Regions from separate parts of the Homo sapiens genome. Here regions 1 and 3 are each linked to region 2. A link is a contact called in ENCODE Hi-C or POLR2A ChIA-PET data. All regions are on one chromosome and are shown on one strand. Each heading gives the region's core, a stretch centred on a gene start or an enhancer-like site at or near the end of the contact. The rest is flanking DNA. Distances are from core to core; before and after follow the strand shown.

What was found. Hi-C counts contacts between places; a loop is a spot of excess contacts on that map. ChIA-PET counts read pairs that join two places held with the same protein, here RNA polymerase II (POLR2A). Pooled maps may share reads with other maps.
Region 1: a loop to region 2 is called in a pooled map, with 4 times the contacts of the local background. The contact joins two enhancer-like sites. A Hi-C loop is called at or near these places in 4 of 37 single-sample maps with no recorded cell type and 5 of 50 pooled maps.
Region 3: a loop to region 2 is called in a map of PC-3, with 21 times the contacts of the local background. The contact joins two enhancer-like sites. A Hi-C loop is called at or near these places in 1 of 168 maps with a recorded cell type or tissue (PC-3), 2 of 37 single-sample maps with no recorded cell type and 3 of 50 pooled maps. POLR2A ChIA-PET finds 5 or more read pairs at or near these places in 2 of 52 experiments (WTC11 and activated B cell).

What each region holds. Positions count from the first base shown.
Region 1 is chr6:12,149,654-12,152,848 of GRCh38, forward strand. All of the region lies in intron 7 of HIVEP1 (HIVEP zinc finger 1), which reads left to right. Among named protein-coding and RNA genes, the nearest start is that of HIVEP1, 140 kb to the left of the region's middle. Within about 2 kb of position 1,363, at least 2 of the 41 ENCODE cell types and tissues checked have a DNase peak (open chromatin) inside an H3K27ac peak, as active enhancers do.
Region 2 is chr6:12,368,624-12,371,365 of GRCh38, forward strand. No RefSeq gene overlaps it. Among named protein-coding and RNA genes, the nearest start is that of EDN1, 80 kb to the left of the region's middle. Within about 2 kb of position 1,323, at least 3 of the 41 ENCODE cell types and tissues checked have a DNase peak (open chromatin) inside an H3K27ac peak, as active enhancers do.
Region 3 is chr6:12,233,019-12,236,178 of GRCh38, forward strand. It overlaps a transcript of EDN1 not described here. Among named protein-coding and RNA genes, the nearest start is that of EDN1, 56 kb to the right of the region's middle. Within about 2 kb of position 1,458, at least 3 of the 41 ENCODE cell types and tissues checked have a DNase peak (open chromatin) inside an H3K27ac peak, as active enhancers do.

The DNA.
Region 1 (3,195 bases), core at 113-2,612, 220 kb before region 2:
TTTTCACTAAAGGTTTTCTCCATATTTCTTTCTAATTAATGTCAGTGTTTTCCAAGCATTATCTTCAGTCTTTTCCTTTTAAGGATCCTAGACCTGTTCTCTACTCTGCCAACCACACCATACCCAGGTTATCATTCACCATCATATTGTGCCTGGTCCCTGGTTGATAAAGAGTGTTCATTAAAGGGTGATGTGAAAATGATGTGATGAAAGGCCACAGACCCCTTCTGAATTCTTTACCACCCTTAGCAACAGCAGGCTGCGCGGTACCTGTCTTATCTTTTAGCAGATGGAATTCATGTTCTAATTCTCAATGGAATAAATTAGGGGATGTTGGGAAACGTTTGCGTTTAATGAAGCAGGAGGAATTATACATTTTTATAAGCCAGCCATTAAAATGTGGACATTCGGCATTTAAAAGAAGTTTCTATTTAGTTTAAAACTAGCAACTTGAGCTGCAATGATAAGAAATGCTCATGGGAAGCCTAATCCCTCTGCTCCACTGCACATTCCCTTGTTTTCTTGCCATAAAACATGATATAGCCTCGGGAATTTTGTTCTCCTGTTCTTGGGGTATTAGTGACTACATTTTAGTTTTCACCTTTTGTGTCAAAATTCAAGCCGCCAGCAATTTGCTTTTCATCCTTTGATCCGAAGAATGTTTTCGTCAACAAATGCTGGACTTCAGTGCACGGAATGTTAATGTGTACCCTCAGCCGCCAGCTAGGAGAACCGTTTAATATGACGAAGTGCAGTGAGAAGCATTATTCTTGTTGGAGTTTAAGTACTTACAGTAAAGATGATGTTTGATCACAGGTTTTAAAACCTATATCACATTTACTCTTAAAAATAATTTAGGTGCATTTTTAAAAATTACTAGCAAAGCTTTTTTTCCAAATGAAACCTGTAGAATATATTATCATCGGGATTTTTATAGAACACATTATTACTCTTTTTAAGAAACACTTCCATGTGTAGAATATGAAACCATAATAGGCTTTAGGATTTATACTTAAAGCAGTGCTAATATTATTTTGAATGACACGCACGTGACACAGTATTTTGGTTTACTTCCTAAAGTTAAACATTAAACTCTGCCCCATTATGTTTTTAATGATGATTTTATCTTTAAAATATATATATATAATTGTATTCACATTCTTTAAAAAAATTTTTTCCCTAGGTTGCCATTGTTTATCTGGCTTTCAGAGCAATATTTCTAAACATATGTGAAAAACAAAAACAGGCAAACTTCAACAACAAAAGAAGGTTGCTACTGAGTGTACGTGGGCCAGGTTGCTACCCTCGGGAGCCCCTTCTCTCAGGGAGCCCCTCCTGCTGCTTTTGCGACTCCGACTCTTCCAGCAGGTGTCACTGTCTGGCAGCAGTGGGCGAGCAGGTTGCGGTTCACCTGACTCATCTTCAAATAATAACTTTTAAAATTTATCTTTAGGGAAGTTGTTTGACGTAAATGTATCAAAACTTTGACAAAAATGTTGCTACATCATATGCCTGATTTTTCCCTCATGAATTGAAATTCACAGAAAATAAAGGAATTAATCTTGTGCTGATATAAAATTTTATTGAGTATTAGAAACATTTGTTTATAATGAGAGGGGAATGTGGCTGGGAGGACATAATTAAATGAAACTTTTAGGACCATTTATTTATGAATTTGCTAAGCAAATATAGATTCCTTAGGTCTGTTCTAGAGTCTCTGATGGCTGCAAAGGGGTAAGCCACAGTGCTTACCCTCCTGAAGTATTAGTGTGTATTATACACACCAAGAAAGGAACAATTGTAATAGAAAAGGAGAAAGTCAGTGTATCTTATTGGCATAATGACAGGGCTCCTAAGTTCATAGAAACCTGTTTTTGAATCCTGGCTTTGATGCATTCTAATCATATACAGTACAAGCGTCTTAACTTCCTTGTGGACGATGGGTGTGGTATCAACTCTGTCATGGGTGGTAATTAGGTTTAAACCTGGAGGGTGATGTGGCATAGATGTTGGCAAACTTTTTAATGTCAAGGGCTGGATAGTAAATATTTTAGGCTTTGCAAGCCACCTATTCTCTGTCATGAATACTAAACTGTGACTGTAGCACAAAAGCAGCCACAGACAGTATATAAAGAAATGAGCCTGGCTGTGTTCCAATAAAACTTTATCCACAAGAACCAGTGGAGAGCCACATGCAGCTGGTGACCATAGTTTGCCAATCCCTGATATAACCATTACTCACCTGTAATCCCAACACTTTGGGAGGCCGAGGCGGGTGGATCACCTGAGGTCAGGAGTTCGAGACCAGCCTGGACAACATGGTGAAACCCCATCTCTACTAAAAATTCAAAAATTAGCCAGGCATGGTGGCGGGCACCTGTAATCCCAGCTACTCGGGAGGCTGAAGCAGGAGAATCGCTTGAACCTGGGAGGCAGAGGTTGCAGTGAGCCAGGATTATGCCACTGCACTCCAGCCTGGGTGACGGAGCAAGACTCCAAGACTTCATCTCAAAAAAACAAAAAAAGACAACAACAAAAAAACCAGTTACTCAACATAGTATCATAGTTGTTACATTAAGTAACATGCAGTAGCAAAGTAAGCAGTATCACAGAGTCATATATGACAAGTGTTTTGAGTCCATAACAAGTCCTCGTTCTTGTCCTCGCAGACTTGTTGATCCCAGGCAAGGCACTTTTCCTTTCTGGGTCTTTTATCAGTACGACTTTTGATTCAGCAGCAGTAGTCTTGTTTAGGGGGCAGGGGCAGAGGTTAAGGGGGACAGGGAAGTATATAAAGGACTTTTATTCTTATGAATCCAAACAGAGGGCAGAGTTGTCTGTGCTTTGTTTTGGTGCCATGGATGTTTAAAAGGATACCATTGTCTTCTGTTCATTTAAGCTACCCATTTTATCTTTTCTCTGTTACCCAGAATATCAGTCCTGTTTAACAAATATGTAATGATTCAAAATTCATTTGCAGGTTTTTAAACTTTGACAGTGGTCTCCTCTAGCAGAGATTTCAGATACTATGTATTCAGAGACAGAAACATCATTCTGTGCTTATCTCAGTGAAAGAAACCCAGGAAAGGAATCCCAGCCCCTCCTACATCCTCTCCAAGCTACAGGCATGTGGCTCATCCAGGAGGGGAGAAGGGAGCAGAGAAGCCACCCTGGGTGTCTTCTCACCCATACTGC
Region 2 (2,742 bases), core at 73-2,572:
GAGAGATGGAGAGGGCAAAGGAGGATTAAAAAGATGGGGGGCCTTATAATGTGTTGACATATTTATGAGAATTCTCTAACAGGGAAGAGAGACAATGAGGCAGGAGAGAGGGCTCACTCCTCAAGATGATAGGAGGGGGTGGGATCTAACGCCTAAGTGTCATCGTTGCTGTTGGTTAGCAGTAATGACAGCGTATCTGTGGCAAAACAGAGAAAAAGCAGAATGTATGGACTGGCACAGATATCAGTTGTTGAGTAAAGGTGATGGTGGCAGAATGGGGGGTTTCTCTTTAATTTCTACTTAAAAAATGGAAATAGGGAGATAAGGAAGCGAGATGAGGCGTTTTAGAAGAAAGAAGGTGGGAAATAAACATCAAAGATGGTGGGAGAGAGTGGGGTTTGGACACATGGAATCTCTGATGGGCAATATTCAGGTCCACGTGCGGCTTGTGGTCATGAGTTTAATGTGGAACCAGGCAGCGTCTTAGTATGCTTTTCTTTGGTCTCTTGCTGCAGTCCAGGCACAGGTGTGAAACTCATCAATAATTGTACCTTACACGGCTGTACTCATGGGTGGGCACCATGTGCACACAGCCATTGCAGGGACTGCATTTCCAGCTCTTTAGGAAGCCCACAGAAGAAGCACACTGAATACAAGTTATTGAGGAAAATCATTTACTCCCAAAGAATAAGCTGTTTCCTTGATATTCAGTTATTCAGTTCACATTGAATTTTGACATTCTTATTTTCAAAGACATTTATATATGAGAAAGTGATATATTTATGCATTCTTCAGCCCATGTAATTCTTCAATTTTGCTTAGGCACATTTAGCCAAGCCATCTTCATGACCCTTAAAACATGGTAACTTTATTTAGTGCCTACACTTCAGAGTGGGCAGCTTTCAACTAGAAAGTTGTTCATTCTGCTGAGTCAGCAGTGTGCTGAAAAGCCAGAAAGGGTTAATGCAGCTATTTCTGGGGTTCATAGTATCTCCTCCATGCCAGGATATTGCTTATTTTATTATTAAAAATAAAAATCTTTTGTTTTTCCCACAAGGTTGAGGAAGCCCTTAAAGATCGATCTGTGTCATCCCAATTTCCCTTCTTGCCCCTTCCTCCAGTGTCAATTTACATTATTACTCAACTTGCATGACTATTTCTTACCTGGTATAGCAGTATTTGGAAGAGGCCTTAAAAGCTGAGGGCCCTGGCAAGGAGGAAATGAGTGAGCCTTATTCTCCTAAACATCTTTTGCAACCTCCTGTGGTGAGTGCAGGGGTTGCTCTGCGCTTCTCAGTTCTTGGGCCACTCTTGGGCAATGGGAAGCTGACTGTGCCCATGGTCACTAATGGTCCTTGACACGGTGTTTGTGTTGAACTCTCCAATGTATGCACGCGTTGTTGGCTGTTATTACTTGCGACGCACAGGTGCAGGAAATACCCAGGGGGCTTCCCCACAGATCTGTGCTATGCACATCGTCCATTCGATGACACCCTGTACTCTTTCACACCCCGCCCCCCCTCAAGTCTTCCCTGATAATGCCAGGGCAGGGACATTCTGTTCTGAGCTCATTAGTCAAGAATGTCACCAGACTGTCCTGAAGAGGGTTTTCTCTGGTGTGAGCTCTCCGTCGTTGGGAAAGAAAATCTGAAAATCATGCTGTCTTTCCATGAGTCCAACTCAGGGTTGCATTCCCTCACCTGTGTCCAGCCACCAGAGAGATCCCCTTCCAACTACAGGGAATTCACAAAAATGCCCAAATTAGTGGCTCCCTGACAGACAGAAGAGTTTAATTGGTTCCTGGAATAGTGATCTTTGAATTCATTTCTCCGAATGGTTCATGATTTTGTTTCATTTTTCTGGGAAACGCAGCCCTTCTAGTGCACTCATTTGGAGGAGAGTAACATTCGTGCCTGCCTGCAGCCTGTTTGCAGGAATCTCTGGGAAAGCTATAGGGTCAAGCATTTGATTCACAAATATTTATCAAGCGTCTACCCTTTGCGCTGTTCTTCAGATAAGTGATTCTCAAATTTTGCTGCATTTTAGAATCCCTTGGGAGCTTAACAAAAATCCTGATGTCCAAGTTACAGTCCATACCAAGTAAGCCTCTGGGGATGGGACCCAGGCATCTGGATTTTTTGAAGCTCTCTGGGTGATTTCAATGTATACCCACACTTGGAACCTATGCTTTTTGACAGTGCTCCTCAACTTTAATATGAACACAAGTTACCTGGGGATCTTGTTAAAATGGAAATTTTGATTCATTTGGTCTGGGGTGGGGCCTGGGATTCAGCATTTCTCTAAAGTTCCCAGGGAATCCTGATGCTGCTGCTCTACAGACCACATTTTGAGTAACAAGCAATAAAGTTCCTTTATTCCCAGATGTGTCCAACTTTCCCGGCTCAGAGCCTCCACACATGCTATTCTTCTTTCCCTGGAACTACCTCCCTGAAACTCCCAGCCAAGATGCCTCTCCATCCTTTGGTCCTCCAGTTTTACCTCGCCACCCAATATAATCTCCACCTTCTTTCTCTAATTCTGTATCACTGTGTGCTTACTTGCTAGAATTATCACATCTCATAATTATTTATTCATTTTCTTGTTTCCTTGTTTTCTCAATGATCTCTCCCACTAGTGCAAGTGCCAAGAAGCCAGGAGCCATGTCTATTTTCTTCTCTACAAGTTCTACTCAGTACCTAATTCAGTGACTAATACAGAGCAGGAATTTGACAGATGCCTGTT
Region 3 (3,160 bases), core at 208-2,707, 140 kb before region 2:
AAAACAATCTTAGAGCTAATCCTTTGGCTGGATCCAAAGAAAACCCAGCAGATTTAAGTTTTCTCTTTTTTCTCTTTGTTTTCCTTTACAGGGGTATTTCCCACAAAAGCCTTTCAGTTGCCTTCATCCAAAGTTATAGGTCCTGAGTCCTTTTCAGCTCTTTTATTCTGTCTCCAAGCCTAGCCCTTCCTAGCTCTGTCCTCCTACCTTTTCCTGATCTTTTCCATTTTGCTTGTTTTCATCAGGGGTTCCCCCTAAATCCCTCTTAGCATCCCCTAAAGCCTAAATGTTCATGGATGGAGAACTTCTTCTGAGGGAAAAACAAGACTGATTCACAGAATTCTAGCATTAAAGAGGACTGTAGAAATTATCTAGTCTACCCGCCTTCTTCCTCCACCATTTTACAGGTAAACAGAATTCACGAAATTGCCCAAGGTCATGTCCAGGTAGCGACTGCACCAGGACCAAAGCTCTGTCAATAATAACTGCAAATTGGTTGCAAAGTCCTTTGGACAATTCAAGCTGCTCTACCTACCTAAGGCACTATGATTATTATTATTATAATACAGATGTTATTATACAGAGCCGACCGCATGGGCAAGATTGCTGCTGATGATGTGTGTGATGCCAACTCACCAAGACCCAGTGGCATCACGCTGGCATGTTGAAAATAAAAAGGGGTGACATCTGCTTTACATACAGAGCCTCATGACCTGTACTCATAGCTGGAGGCATCAGTCATTGCACTACGAGAGGAAGTGGGCTTTGAAATACCTTGGGGTTGATGTCCCAAGAACACCCTTCTTCCGCTCCTCCTCCCTGTACTCCTTGAACTGCTGCTCATGGGAGCCTGAGTAATACAGAAATTGGAGGACAACCACACAGCACAAGTGTAGGTTTGACAGGAGTTTACATAATGCTGTAGGAAAAGAAACCAAATAAAGGCTTCAGCTTTGCTGAGGCTCTCCCCATCCCCCTCACATGCCAAATGCTCCTTGTGTGGCTCACACTCCTTGGTCTTCAGTCAGAGAGGCCAGGAGCCCACCTATACATCTGTATCAGGGTTAGGAAGTTGGCTCTTGTTAACAATGTTGAATGCACTTTGCTATTCACTACTTTTGTGGTTAGAAAAGCCTCCTGATATCAAACTTTAGAATCAAGCACCACCTTGTGGTCTGATGCATTTATTAAACTGGCACAATTTGAGAGCTGAAACTGGAAATGCTCCCTCAGCTGGTAGTAGAGAGCCAGGATCTGAAAACTGACTCCCAGGTGGCTGCCTGGAAGCAAGAACCCCCAAGGTGTCTTTCTGCTGCTTCTCTGGGTTCTCAGACCAGTTAACAATGACATCCCCTTTCATGGGGTGAATCCCATGTTCCTGACACTAACACATTATGCTAGATATGTATAGTAAGTAGCCAACTTAATCCTTTCAAAACCACAGGGAAGTGTTTCTTATTACTTCAACTTTTAAGTGAGGAAACGGAGGCGGAGGTCACTTAGTGGTCCAGTCACAGACAAATGGCTGGGCTTGGATTGACTTGGAAGTCAAGTCTTTCTGAAGCAAAAGTCTCTGCTGTTAAACACTGCTCTGCTGACCTCTAAGGCCAAGACCAAGACCAGGGTCCACTTCAGGCTCTTTTGGGGCATTTTGGCTCTTGGCTGCAAACCCAACCAGAACTGCCAGAATCCTACCTGGAACTCACTCAAGGTGCTAGAATTAACCTGTTCTCCAAGGTTACATTGATCAGGAAGGTTTGCATTCAGAGATGGGGACTTCATTGGTGTCCATGGACCTACTGAGATAGCCAGAGTTTAGGAGAAAGTTTGGCTTTTGAGGATGGGCCAGACAGCAAGTGACCAGACTCTAGATCATTCATGAAGAAACAAAACCAGAAAGAGATATTTGACAAACATTCACTTGGACAATTACAGTGCTTCCTGAACTGAAATTCAGTTATTCTTTAAAAGGATGATTTTATCATATTCATTGTTTGAAGGGGAGGATTGGAGTATCTGCTTGGCAAGTGAGTAGTAGTAATGTGGGCCAAGTCATGTTAGAAGGGAGATCTCGCCCCTGGTCTTGTTCCAGTGATACCATAAGTGTTCTTGGGTAAGTCACTTCTTTGTCTCTGGGTCTCCATTTTCTCATTCGTAGAATAGGGGTTGGACTTCACTAAGAGGTAGATGGTTCTAAAGTACAGCGCAATTGTATGGAAAATGTGAGGCAGGAACCTCAGCTTTCTCCGTTTCCTTAGAAAGTCTGTCCTGCTCAGGCTTCCTTCCTATTCTCCACTGAATCTGCTGCTAATTTTGGTAACATGGTGACTTCCACATAGCAATGTTTACTAACATGTCTAAGGACAATGATTATCGGGAATATATGCTTCTCTGTTTTTCCAAAGTAGATAAATCCATATAGTTCATAACTCCCTGACTCTCCATACACCAAAAAGAAATACAAAAAGTACCATGAAAAGAGGAAGCACTGCCATGAACGGTCTCCCCTTGAATGGCTAGTATGTAATGCCAAGACAGTGCCTGTTCATTTCAAAGCCTCTCCCATTCTAGTTCCTTCCTGTGCTCTCACTCCGAATTTCTTACTTGAGATCGCTATTGGTTGAGCCATTCTTTTAACAGATAATCTGTACTACAGTAGACTCTAAAACAGAGCTGTCCAACAGAACTTTCCGCAATGTAGAAAATGTTACTTGTGCTCTGCAGTGGCCATAGGTGACTATTGAGCATTTGAAATGTGGCCAGTAAGACTGGACCAAGTGTTTACTTTTATTTAATTTTCATTAATTTAAATTTAAATAGCCACAAGTGACTGGTGTCTACCATATTGGACAGTGCAGCTCTGCAATATTGCCATCACATAGGCCTTTGTTGCAGACATTCTGATTTCTCTGAGACACAAAGCGTACATCATAACAGGGCTATCCTGAATACTGGCTTTACAAGCAGACTTTCAAAAGATTGTTTCTCCATGTTTTTCTTGTATACAAGATTTCATAACAATAATGGTATGTCAGTCTTTTTAAACTGTATTCTGTTTGAGATAACTGAATTGTTTCTTGACTTATTTCAACTGAATAGTTGAAAAGGAATCCCTATTTGATTCCATGGGAATAAAACTGATTCCTTGGTTGCGAATAAA